2 separate regions of the Mus musculus genome follow, and region 2 is linked to region 1. The links are chromatin contacts, found by Hi-C in ENCODE. All regions are on one chromosome and are shown on one strand. Each heading gives the region's core, a stretch centred on a gene start or an enhancer-like site at or near the end of the contact. The rest is flanking DNA. Distances are from core to core; before and after follow the strand shown.

Region 1 (6,585 bases), core at 2,957-5,456:
AGTAGCAACAATAATAGCAACAAGACCGTGATAGCAACACTGTAGCTATAGTTCTACCACTGTGGTCCCTCCACACATTTCTGCCTTCTCCAGGAAGAACTCTACAGCTTCTCTTTGGCATATTCAAGTTGCCAACATCCCCGGGACTCTGAGGACACAAGTAAGACAGGGTGACATAAACACAGGGGTTGCCATACCCAGCGGGAGACCTGAAGACCAGCATAGCCACTAACCGGCTCACAGGCAGGTAGCGCATACCGTGTGAATACTCTAGACTGGCAGTGGATACTCTAGGCGGGCAGCGCATACCGTGTGGATACGCTAGGCGGGCAACACATACCGTGTGGATACGCTAGGCGGACAGCGCATACCGTGTGGACACTCTAGGCGGGCAGCGCATACCGTGTGGATACTCTAGGCGGGCAGCGCATACCGTGTGGATACTCTAGGCAGGTAGCGCATACCGTGTGGATACTCTAGGCAGGTAGTGCATACCGTGTGGATACGCTAGGCGGGCAGCGCATACCGTGTGGATACTCTAGGCGGGCAGCGCATACCGTGTGGATACTCTAGGCAGGTAGTGCATACCGTGTGGATACTCTAGGCAGGTAGTGCATACCGTGTGGACACTCTAGGCGGGCAGCGCATACTGTGTGGATACTCTAGGCGGGCAGCGCATACCGTGTGGATACTCTAGGCAGGTAGTGCATACCGTGTGGATACGCTAGGCGGGCAGCGCATACCGTGTGGATACTCTAGGCGGGCAGCGCATACCGTGTGGATACTCTAGGCGGGTAGTGCATACCGTGTGGATACTCTAGGCGGGTAGTGCATACCGTGTGGACACTCTAGGCAGGCAGCGCATACCGTGTGGATACTCTAGGCGGGCAGCGCATACCGTGTGGATACTCTAGGCAGGTAGTGCATACCGTGTGGATACGCTAGGCGGGCAGCGCATACCGTGTGGATACGCTAGGCGGGCAACACATACCGTGTGGATACGCTAGGCGGGCAGCGCATACCGTGTGGACACTCTAGGCGGGCAGCGCATACCGTGTGGATACTCTAGGCAGGCAGTGCATACCGTGTGGATACTCTAGGTGGGCAGCGCATATAGTGTGGATACTCTAGGCAGGCAGTGCATATGGTGTGGATACACTGAGCAAAGCATGATTCACTTTCCCCGCACGCCGAGTTGGATGCCGAGCAGCTGCAAGCTGCTGAGGAGGAGTTTGCCTTGAACTCTTGGCTGCTCACTGGTAACTGAAACTGTGGCAAACCAAACTGCTCCTCAGCAAAGGTTCCGGTGCTGACCATAGATGCCACAGAAAGAGACAAAGCACCTGTGTGCCTGGGGTTCTGGGGTGAGGCGTCTGCTTTGCATGCAAAAGGCCCTCACTTCAAGTCCCAGACTCACAGCTCCTGCCGCCATGCTAGATAGGACATTAGGAGGAAAACTACCCTGTCCAGTCCTGAACACCTCACAGTCGTGCAATGACACATGCAAGAATGTCACTAAGAACTGGCAGGAACTAGGGTGAGGGGACCTGACAGAAACACTTCAAGGGGCCAGAGAAAGCTCAGGGGATGACACTGAGGCTGCCACTCAAGAGAGTCTCCATGGAAGAGGGAAGAAAAACCTGGCAGGCGGTGGTGGCGCACGCCTTTAATCCCAGCACTTGGGAGGCTGAGGCAGACCTGGCTCGGAGTCTGATAGGGAATCTTTCCTTAGGAGAGAAGATCCTAGAAAGCCTCGCTCCCCAGTCAGGAGAGCACTTGGTTGGAACTCTGAGCATGGACTGGAGGCAGCTGAACCCACAGAGCAGCCAGCGAGCCCGACTGACTGTAAGTGAGGCAGCACTATTCCAGTCTGGGGTGGGGGAGGGGCCATGGGAGGAGATCAGAAACCCTGCAGAAAGGAAAGGCGCCATCTGTGATTGTCTGGTTGGAGGTTATGGTGAGCCCTGCTGGCTGCTTGCTAACTCGGGGGAAATGGAAGGAAGATGGGCTGTCACAAGACTTCTGTACATCGAGATTCTCAAGGCACCTGAGGGACACCTAAATCATCAGGCTACAGCTGAAAGAGGAGAGTGTTTCCACGACTGCCTGTACCATAAAATTACTTTGAATAATAACAGAGGTAGGCGTGGGCCTCGAGAGAAAAGCCAGACAAGGGTAAAACCCTGGGTCTGTGTGCTTGTGGAAGGACAGCCATGAAGATTGAAAAGGAGGAAGGAAAGAAGACAGAGATGGGAAATGTCCAAGCCACAGCAAGGCCAGGTGAGGGCCCAGGCTTCCTGCTTTGGGCCGTGAGGGAAGTGTGACCGGAGACTGATTCCTGACCACTGGTGGCCGCTTGCCCTTTCAGTTCGGGAAAGAGTTGGGAGGAATTTGCCACCTTGTCTCCCAGCTGTGAGTGGCCCCTGTGTGTGAGCCTGTGTTTGTTCTAAAGCATCTAGAGAGCCTGTGAAGTAAGCAGAGGGCCCCACCATTTTCCCCACGCATGTCAATAGCAAGCAAGAATCTGCACAAGATTGAAGAAGTGGCCTTCCTGCAGAGGCTGGTAGCTGTCCCTTTCGCCCTGGTGCTTGTAAGACCTTCAGTGTCTGTGGCCACTGGGGTGGGCGTACCTTCTGTTAGCCTTTCCATTGACTTGTTTTCTGCCTACTGATTTTGACTGTTCACCAGGAAGTGTGTGGCACTTGCTGTGTGTGTGTGTGTGTGTGTGTGTGTGTGTGTGTGTGTGTGTGTACCCACTCCACCGTAGAGGAGATTTAGAATCAAAGGTTGTATTAGTCAGGGTTCTCTAGAGTCACAGAACTGACGGGTCGTCTCTATATAGTAAGGGAATTTGTTGATGACTTACAGTCTGTAGTCCAACTCCCAACAGTGGTCAGCAGCAGCTGTGACAGGATCTAGCAGTTGCTCAGTCCCACAAGGCAAGCAGGAGAAGAAGAGAGAGAGTAAATCTTCCTTCTTACAATGCCCTTATGTAGGTCTCCAGCTGAAGGTGTGGCCCAGATTAAAGGTGTGTGGCACCATACCTTTAATCCCAGATGACCTTGAACTTGGAAATCTCTCTGTCTTAATCTTCTAGGATTCATAGCCACTATGCCTCAAGGTCTCCATGCCAAGATCCAGGTCAGAAACTTGTATCTCCCAGCCTCCAGATTAGGGTCACTGGTGAGCCTTCCAATTCTGGATTGTAGCTCATTCCAGTTATAGTCAAGTTGACAGCCAGGAATAGCCACTACAAAGGTCTTTAAAGTCAGGGGAAGTTGCAGTTTTAAGGGCTGGCAGCAACCACTTGGAAAGCACACTTTCTGTCTGGTCAGGGGCCAGTGATCAGCAGCAGGACCCTAAGGCATCCTGAAGCTAGGCTTTTACAGTGAAACATGGTCTTCACTATTCAGGAAGGCTCCCGTCCAACCAAGAATTATGATGGAGATGAGGTTGGAGAGGTGGCTCAGGGGATACACTGCGAGCCACACCAACAGGAGGACCTGAGCTCAGTACTCAGCATACACATAACATGCTTAGCATAGTAGCATGAGTGCTAGGAAGTCGGGGACAGAGGCTCCCCAGAGCTTGCTGGCCAGGGGACTAGCCAATCGATGCCCTCCACATTCAGTGAGAGACCCTGCCTCAAAAACCAAAATGGAGGGCTGGCGAGATGGCTCAGCGAGTAAGAACACTGACTGCTCTTCTGAAGGTTCTGAGTTCAAATCCCAGCAACCACATGGTGGTTCATAACCACCCGTAATGAGAGTTAATACCCTCTTCTGGTGTGTCTGAAGACTGCTACAGTGTACTTACATATTATAATAATAAATAAATCTTTGGGCCGGAGGGAGCAGAGGTCCTGAGTTTAATTCCCAGCAACCACATGATGGCTCACAACCATCTGTACAACTACAATGTACTCATATACATAAAATAAATAAATATTTTTTAAAAAAAGACTGCTGCAGGCAGTCACAGCTGCTCTGACGAAGGTGGTAAAGGCTGTTGTGCTGTGAGGACAACACCCTACAGGTCACTCTCAGCCTTCACGTGGACCTATCTGACATTTTTAAGCCCTGCCACCCAGCTCAAGAGCGCCTGCCTGTCTGTCTGTGGTTGCACAAAGTACCACAAAGCCTTCCTGGGTTCTTCCAGCCTAACTAGGATGCCAAGGCCACGCCTCTGGGAGTCAGCCAGGGCGGGGCTCCTGGACCTCCCTCAGCTTTCTGGGCACCCTGCCTATCACAGCTTCTAATATTATCACAGGTTCAGAAAATAAAGAGAAACGCTCTAGTGGCTTTGAAAACTGTTGTCCCCGGAGAGCAAACACCCAAACCGCTCCTTTTCCCACCTAGTAGAGACCTTCCTCAGAAGACGCATTCTCTTCCAGAGTTGCTTTCTGTTTCAAGGAGTGGGGATTCAGTTCATCACAGGAGGAAACATTCGGGCAGATCTTCAAATTCATGGCACACGTTCTGCACGCTCCTCCCAGGAAGACAGCAAGAACTGGTGGTCCCTTTGCTGGGTGTCGGAGCCTGTGGAGATAAGGCATCTGGCCCTGCCCAGCCAGCTAGAGATGTGTGAGGCCCAGAGAAGAGCCCAGTCAGGAGGCTTTGATCCTGGAGGCTTTTGTGCTCTGCCAATCCCCCCTGGGCTGGAAACATTGATCTTATGAAGTCTGCATGTGGATTTCAAAAGGAAAGGGAACAAGCAGGCCAGGTCTGCAATACGCGGCTGTTTAAATATGAATGATGAAGCGGGGAGGGTGGACGACCTTCAGCGTAGTGAACACACAGTTCATGTTTGGTCACCAAGGAGAGAGCTGAGCAGAGACGAGACTTTCCTGGTACACAGCAGTTCCGAGAAAACAAAACCACATTCATTATGTGTAGTGGGCTCGTTGGCCTGGCAAGCTCGGTGCCATCAGCCCGAAGCTCTGTTTTCTTTTCTTTTCTTTTCTTTTCTTTTTTTTAAATTTTAATTAGGTATTTTCTTCATTTACATTTCCAATGCTACCCCAAAAGTCCCCCATACCCTTCCCCCCATCCCTACCCCCCACCCCACTTCTTGGCCCTGGTGTTCCCCTATACTTAGGCATATAAAGTTTGCACGACCAATAGGCCTCTCTTTCCACTGATAGCCAACTAGGCCATCTTCTTATACACATGCAGCTAGAGACACGAGCTCCGAGGGGTACTGGTTAGTTCATATTGTTGTTCCACCTATAGGGTTGCAGACCCCTTTAGCTCCTTGGGTTCTTTCTCTAGCTCCTCCATTTTGCACAGGCAGATAATAAACAGGACCGGACGACTTCAGCTCATGCACGCACAGTTGAAGGAGTGAGCCTGGCGCGCGTGCTCTCGGGCTCCAGGTCCATCAAGTGACTTCTCTGTGTTACCAGAGCCCGTGCCATTTCTCCCCAGCTTATTTTATCTTATCAATAGCTTCACCCAGAATAATTTTTAACAAAAGAGCAAAAAAGAGCACCGTGTGGAAATAGCACCTAAGAAACAGATCGGAATTTACTCATGACACAGAAAATGGTCCTTTGCTATGGATACCACACAGAATTTGAGTGACTAAGAGGTTGGTAGGACGGTTCAGCTCATAAAGATGCTCACTACACAGAGCCTAATGTCCGGAGTTCAGAACCACATAAAGGCAGAGGGAGGTTACAGCTGACTCCAGAAAGTTCCTCTGATCGCTCCTGCACAGCCCCTGCCCTATACACACACCATGGATGGACAAAGACAATTAAAAAAATAGAGCTGAAGCCGGGCAGTGGTGGCGCACGCCTTTAATCCCAGCACTTGGGAGGCAGAGGCAGGTGGATTTCTGAGTTCGAGGCCAGCCTGGTCTACAGAGTGAGTTCCAGGACAGCCAGGGTTACACAGAGAAACCCTGTCTCGAAAAACCAGAAGAAAAAAAAAATAGAGCTGGAGAGAGGCTCTAAAACACATGATGCTCTTGCAGAAGATGAGGGTTTAGGTCCCGGTTACAGTTTCAAAGGATCTAACATCCTCTTCCAGCCTCTGTGGGCACCAGGCTCACAAATGGTGTAGACATGTGTGTAAGCGAAACACTCACACACATAAAATAGGGGGGAAAAAAAAGAAGTTATTTTCTTAAAAAAAAAAAATTAGAGTGATTAAATGGGAGGCAGAGACAGGCAGATCTCTGAGTTCCAGGCCAGTCTGGTCTACAGAGTGAGTTCCAGGACTAGAGCTACACAGAGAAACATTGTCTAGAAAAAGGAAACAAGACAAAACAACAATCAAACAAGAATCTGGACTGTGGGGACTGAGGAGATGGCTTGTAGGTGAAGTGCTTGCTGCACAGTGTAAGAGCCCAAGTTCAGATCCTCAGCAACTATGTGAAAAATGCCAGCCACCCTGTGCACCCAAAACCCCATGCCAGGAAGCTGAGACAGCCAGATCTCAGGGCTTGCTAGCCAGTTACTCTGGCAGAAATAGGTTTAGGGTAGAGAAATCTTCCCTGTTGCAGTAAATAAGGTGAAGAAATGATTGAGGAAGGTATCCCAACATTGACCTCTGGCTTACATGCATATACAAACATAGACAC
Region 2 (7,110 bases), core at 4,608-7,107, 760 kb before region 1:
CACAAGTAAACAATGTTTAAAAAAAACTACCAAGGGCATCAACTTAACCAATGTTAAAGGAAACTGCCTTGGTATTCAATGTTATAAACCACCGTGACCAAAAGTAGCTTGGAGGAAGAAAGGGTTTTTTTCCCGCTTACACTTTAGGGTCCATGATGAACAAGTCAGGGCAGGAACTCAAGCAGAAGCCTGAAGTCAGGAATTAAAGCAGAGGTCATGGAGAGAACACCAGCCTACTGGCTTGCTCTCCACAGCTTGCTCAGTCTGATTTCTCTTTTTTTTTTTTTTTTTAATTTTTTTTTTCCCCTGAGACAGGGTTTCTCTGTGCAGTCCTAGCTGTCGTGGAACTCACTCTGTAGGCCAAGCACTCAGAAATCTGCCTGCATCTGCCTTCCAAGTGCTAGGATTAAAGGCGTGCACCACCACCACTGCCGCCCGGCTCAGTCTGACTTCTTATACAACCCAGGACTACCTGCCCAGATATGGCACCGCCCCAGTGGGTTGGGCCCTCCCATATCAATCATTATTCAAGAAAATAGCCTATAGACTTCCCTACAGACTTGCCTATAGGCAATATGATTCATCTTCTCAACTGAGGTTATTTTCCTGGTAACTTCAGCTTGTATCAAATAAACAAAAAACTAACAAGGACAGAAACTAATACGGTCTATGTCACTGCTTTGTACATTATAATCTGATACTGTACAATTAGTTAAAAGCTGTTGTGCACAGTGAATATACCAAATTTAAAGGCACAAAGAAATGAGAACTAACCTAACAAATGGTCTTGTTTTCATGAAAAGTAGATTTTTAAAACTTGCCTAGAGGCAAATGAAGGAAGAATTTAAGTGTTCGGATAGCATAAAGTTGATTGACCCAGTATGAAATGTTCTGCTGAACTAAGAAACTTTAAGTGATGTTATTAAGCCAGAAAGATATTTTTGCTTTAAGTAAAAAAGATGAAGGTGTTCCGGGAGAAGGAATCAAACATGCTCATAAACATGCTTAAAAGAAAACGGCACTCCAGAAACCATAATCAGCAAGCAATTCACCCACATTAACTTGGAGCTGGGAAGATGTCTCAGTCAAGTGTTTGACACACGATCATGAAGATCTGAGTTCAAATCCCTAGCACCCCTCTAAAAAGCCAACTCCAGCTCCAAGTGTCTGTAATCTGTAATCCCAACCCTTCTGGGAAAGGAGGCAGAAGTGGGACCCCAGAGCACAGTGGCCAGCTGGGGAAGCTTACTGCGGCAACTCCAGACTCAGATTTGCTGTCTTAAAAAGCAAAATGGAGAGCGAGAAAGGAAGACACTCAAGGACAATCTCTGGCTCCACAAGAATGAGCGTACATGTGTGCACCTTACCCACACATACATGTGTCCTCCACTTCAGAAATTATTTTTCTAAAGATTATCTAATACCTTTTCTTTACCCCATTCTTCTATTAGTCCATTTTTGCTCTCAATAGTGCCTTGTTTTTAAGTTATGTTTCTCTTAGATGCCTGAAATAAAGTAACTAAAGTTGCAGCCTTAAAGAAAATACAATCACTGTGTAACAAAAAAAAACTATTCTGCATATTGTGTCCATCCTGATCAATGTTAAGCGCATGGTGGCCCCCCACCTTTAACTCCAGCACTCAGGAGGCAGAGGCAGGCAGATTTCTGAGTTCCCGAGACCAGCCTGGTCTACAAAGTGAGTTCCAAGACAGCCAGGGCTAGACTGAGAAACCCTGCCACAAAAAAACCCTGAAAACAAACAAACAAGCAAACAAACAAACCCACCAGCTCAGTCCTCAGCCTGCTCTAGGGCTGCACAGAGCAGCTCAACCTTTTTATGAGTTCTGTCCACCAAAATTTATTATACTGCAAAATTATAGTTGAGAACTGAAACACTTGTTTACAGAACAAGAAGCCCTCAGCATAATATTCCTATGAAACAGGAGTTTCAAAAAAAATCCTTTAAGTAGTAAGAATAAAGTACATTTCTGTAAATCTCAATTCCAGCTAAGCTAAATATGGCTTGATTCCCCTATCAGCTTCTGCACTCAAATCTACTTCAATAAATTGTTTTGGTTGATGCACACGAATATAACCTGGCATCATATCCTTTTCCTAATTTACAAAGTAAGGGCTCACTGAATTACACATATCTTCTAAAAATGAACAGGTCCTACAGCATTCTGGTATCACCAAAGCATGCTTCATGCATAAAGCTCCGATTATTTCCTGGCCACAACAAATACTGCCAAGTTGTTTTCTGTGAGCTGACAACAGCCTCACTTATTCTCGAGTTTAAGTGTCCCAATGTTAAATACTCAACAGAAACATCACAAGTCCCATGAACACAGTTATTACTTTAAGTTACTCACACACAGTACTCTTCTCAAAACTAATATTCTCCATTCTAATGCCACACCATATTAAAAAGACAATCTTAAGGGTCAGACTTTTATAAAACTAGCATTTTTCTTTCTTTGAACTACTAGGGATGGAACTCAGGACCTCATTCCTGTCAGGCAATTCCTGCTCAGACCTCCACTAGCCACATACCTCCTAGCTAAAGCTGGAATTAAGCTTCAAACATTTTTCCACCCAGCTGAGAGATGCCATCATTCCACCCTTAAAAGTCTGGAGCACAAGTGAGAAGCCAGCCTGAATGGTAGCAAGACCCTGACCCTGTCTCCAAAAAAAAGGAAATCTCAATTCAAAAGGCTGTGGTGGGGCACGCCTTTAATCTGAACACTCAGGAGGCAGAGGCAGGCAGATCTCTTGAGTTCAAGGTCAGCCAAGCCTACACAGAGAAACTCTGTCTCAGAAACAAAGAAAGAGGGAGAGAAGGAAGGAGGGGAAAGAGGTAAACAGTCACTCCTTGGCAGAAGAATAGAGGAACGGACAAGAGATGGAGAAGGGTGCCAATGAGAGTAGTACTCATATACAAGCATGAAAACATCACAACAAAACCCATTATTTTATATATTTATATTTTAAAAAACCTACAATGTTTGCTAATAAACTGCCGTCTCCTGTCTTTGAGATGGGATTTTACTTTTATCATGTAGCTTAAGTTGTACTCAAAACCCTCTCCCCCACTTCTAGAGCTGAGATTACAGAACCAACAAAAGCTCTCAACCGGGTAAAAAGGATCCCAGTAATGCACCAGCAGACCATGCTAAGGCACAGCCACATCATATTCCCGAGCAGGACCCAGCTCTACCTTTTGGGTTTTTTGTTTGTTTGTTTTTTGTAATGTTAGTTATAATTTTATTTGAATGGAATTGTGTTAAACTTTTTGTCCTTATTTCCTTTTCTTTTTTAATTAGGTATTTTCTTCATTTACATTTCCAATGCTATCCCAAAAGTCCCCCATACCCCCCTCACTCTCCTACCCACCCACTCCCACCTTTGACTCTAGGCAAGTTCCCTGCCCCATTTTCTTACCAGTAAAAGTCCTTTATACACTTAGAAGAACTACTGTCTTAAGTCTCACTAAATAGTTCTACCAACAACTTCAACAACATTCTGACACTTGCTAAGTCACTGGTACTGGTACAAAGAAAGATGTGGACACTAGCATATGGCACAGAGAATAAAATGTCTATAATGATATATACTTTGTGTTAATGCAGTGGTTCTTAAACCACGAACAAAGTCCCTCAGAGTACATCTGGAAAAGTCTGGGGACATCTGTGCGTTTGCCACTGTGAGAAGTTCCTGGGGTAAAGCCGTTGGCAACCACTAAGCAGGTCAGAGGTACTGTTACACACCCAACAAGACGTGGGAAGGGCCCTCCAGAAATTACCAGGGTTACAGCACTGAGGTGAGAAACTCTGTTAATGGAGAATGCAGAAATTTCAAGTATTTTAAAAAGCTTTAGCTTCCTCCATAACTTTTCTAAGTTTCACCACTATGGCAATCAAAAGGTACCAGCATTTTCCAAATTATGTATGTAATTATACACAAACCATATACCTTTGAGAATGTTTTGTAACGACTCAGTCCATTCTGACCATTCACCTGAACTGTCTATGCTTCAATCCCAACTTACATTGTCTAAATTTAACAGGCACACCAAAACCCACACTGGATACCAAACACAAACTATCCAGGAAATCTCAATTCAAAAGATCAAAAGTAAAAATCATGGCAAGTGATGCTGGCACACAGAAGAACAAGGCGTCCCATGGAGAGGTGAGCTCAGGGACAGAGCCCTCAAGAAACAAAGTAATGAGGAGGAAGGCAGGCCTGTCCTCCTCAGCCAGGCAGTCTTGGGTTTCCCTGGATTAAAAGTCCCAGTACACTCTGGATGGAGATAGAACAGCTTGTAAGAAACTGGCTATAGAGTTCAAATCCCATGAAACACACAAAAAAAAGGGGTCATGTGCATGTCCATCTGTCTTGGCTCCATTTTTTTAAACCTAAAGGAAATAGACTGAAGAACTTCAAGCATAGACCTGGACATGTGCGGTGCTCATGCAGCCTCCTTGTACCGTTCCACTTTCAGAAGTGCACTGAAATAAAAACTGCAGGAAACCTGTACTCTCCCTCCTACCTTCACTCCCAGACACAAGATAACATTTCTAATCCGAAGCCTTCCCTTTAGAGTGTGCAACCATATCTTTTTTTAAGCACTGATGTATCAGAAAAAAGTCTGGATGAGCTAATACAAGGTCATCATGTGACAACACCTCACTCACTCACATCTACTTGAACCCCACTGAAAAACACCAAACATCTTTATAGATTCTATTCTCGTGCTCCTTTACCCTTGTTCCATGAATAAGGAGTCAAAGGGAACTTTGTGGTTAATTAAGCCCAACAAATGTTATCACTACAGAAATACAGCTGACAGGTCTCTGGACTAAACATCAGGGTCGAGTAAAGCTAGCAAGCTAGTGTGTGAGAAAGAAAAGCGCATGAAATCCATTTTTAAATTAGTAAGTACAACCCTAGATCTGTCACATTGAGGCTACGTCCAAAACTGCCTCTCTTGTTTGGAAGAAAAGCAGTCGCACGACCTAAAGCCTTTTCGCCAAGATAGGTTAGTTGGAACATAAAACCCTCATCTACTTTCGAATCCCAACAACCGGTTTCCAAATATCTTTCTTAGGAGAAAAGGGGGGAGGGGGGAAATTAAGTAAAGAAAAATCACGGTCAAGTGTGTAAAGTAGACCTAGCGACATTAGAAGGCCTAAGTGAATTAGCTCAAAGCGTACACTCGCAATCACAACACAAGTGACCCAAGGGCGGGAGCGATCAGGTAGCGCGCCGAAGCCAGGTTGCCTAGTCACAACAAAGCAGGGACGGCGCCGCCCCGCAGCCCGCCGTTCCGGAAGCTGCCCCCGGGCCGCCAGCGCGGCCTGCTCCCTCCCGGCCCCGGTTCCTCACCCGCTCCGAGGGAAGCGGAAGTGGGGAACTAGGGGGCTGGACGGCGCCATGGTGAAACCGGGACAGGAAGGAACCCGGGAGCCGCGGCCCGCCAGTCCGCGCCGGGCGCCGTTCCGCTTGGGGATCCTGCGGGGGCCCCGCGCCCGAGGGGCCGGAAGCCGCGGCCCGGGGCGCCCGTGCGCCTCCCCTCCCCCTCCGCCACCCCCGGGGCCCGGCCGGCGTGCGCCTCACTCAGCACGCCAATCACTTACAACGGCATCGTCTCCGGCGCCGGCACCGCCCAGTCACTTCCCCCCCGCGACCGCTGCCGTCCTGGGCATGATCCACCGAGGCGGGAAGGACGGCAGCCTACCTCAGCCCCGGGGCCAACCCAGTCCTGCACCCGTGCCCCGCCGCTTTAAGCGCTTCTCCTCCTTCCCCTTCGTCCTAACATGGCGCCCGAGCGCTACCACAGCAACGTTCTAGAACCGCTGACGCCGCCACGCACACCGAGCGCGCGCCTGCGCGCGCGCTGCGCGACGCCGCAAGACCTGACGGGAAATGTAGTTCTCGGCGTGAAGCGGCGCTTCTCCCCCTCCCCCCCCCCCCCCCCCCCCCCGGTGATCTCACGCTTTCGTGGTAGAGCGTGGGATGGGTGCGGGAGGCTCCGAGCGAGAGGCTGTAGTTCATTCGCTTGGCGACGCCGTCCTGGCGAATGAGAGTGACGCAGCCGTGGCAGCGATGAGAAGGGGGCGCGGCCCAAGCGGGCGCCACGTGCGGGGCAGCCCAAGCGCGGGGGATGCCTGGAACCGAGAGCTGTTCGGTGCCAGTTGCACCTCCGCTGCGTGGGAGAACTGCTTTTTAAACATCGATGTGAGTGAGGACTTAAATGTGTTAGAGCCCAGTACAGAGCCTGTCCCAGAAGTGTGGCCGTGGATCCCCTCCCCTGACGATGACCCTCTGCATCTGTGTTGCCCAGACCTGTGCTTCTCATGCCAAATGTGCAGGGCAGGGGATTCCGGACCAAGGCAATAATTTAATAAAATTGACAGTAACCTTTGGGGTTTTGGCGGGTTTTTTGTTGTTGTTGTTGTTGTTGTTCTTGTTTGTTTTATAAGACAGGCTCCCATGAAGCTACTAGCCCTTAGTTTCTGATCCTCCTGCCTCCACCTCCTGAGTGTTGACATTACAGGTGTGAAACACCACTACCAATTTTATGTGATAGATTGGAATATACTTCTGGGTGTGACTATGACCTTGTCTCTGTGCTGAAGAGTTAATGCAGTTGGGCAGGTGAAGTTCGGGTTACTGGACCATACTCAGAAAAAGGAGCCATTCCTAGTATGCTGGGTTCATCTTAAGATAATGTATTTTTCCTTCCTAAAATTTCCAGCCCCTGGCACACTTCTTACGGGGTTTGGCTGGGTACACTCACCATTCTGTTCTGAGTAATCATTAGAAAGGCCCAACTATTCCTTTTCCTTCTCATAGCTTCTTGAAAGAAGCTTTTGGCCGGGCGTGGTGGCGCACGCCTTTAATCCCAGCACTCGGGAGGCAGAGGCAGGCGGATTTCTGAGTTCGAGGCCAGCCTGGTCTACAAAGTGAGTGCCAGGACAGCCAGGGCTACACAGAGAAACCCTGTCTCGAAAAACCAAAAAAAAAAAAAAAAAAAAAAAGAAAGAAGCTTTTGGAGGTCCCCTGCACTTAGGGCTTCCTTTCACTCCTAAAGCTCCCTCCCCATCC

Evidence for each region. A loop is a pair of places that touch in the nucleus more often than their neighbours do.
Region 2: a map of T-helper 17 cell shows a loop between it and region 1 (2.9-fold over the local background). The contact joins the promoter of Papola here to the enhancer-like site in region 1. A Hi-C loop is called at or near these places in 2 of 37 maps with a recorded cell type or tissue (T-helper 1 cell and T-helper 17 cell).

What each region holds. Positions count from the first base shown.
Region 1 is chr12:105,017,668-105,024,252 of GRCm38, reverse strand. Gm46375 (a long non-coding RNA gene) reads left to right here. Exons shown (of 2, transcript XR_003950255.1): 1 at 1-1,845. Among named protein-coding and RNA genes, the nearest start is that of Gm46375, 5.8 kb to the left of the region's middle. Within about 2 kb of position 4,206, at least 2 of the 3 ENCODE cell types and tissues checked have a DNase peak (open chromatin) inside an H3K27ac peak, as active enhancers do.
Region 2 is chr12:105,783,444-105,790,553 of GRCm38, reverse strand. It overlaps Papola (poly (A) polymerase alpha), which reads right to left and starts at 5,857. Exons shown (of 22, transcript NM_011112.4): 1 at 5,640-5,857. The coding sequence starts at 5,647.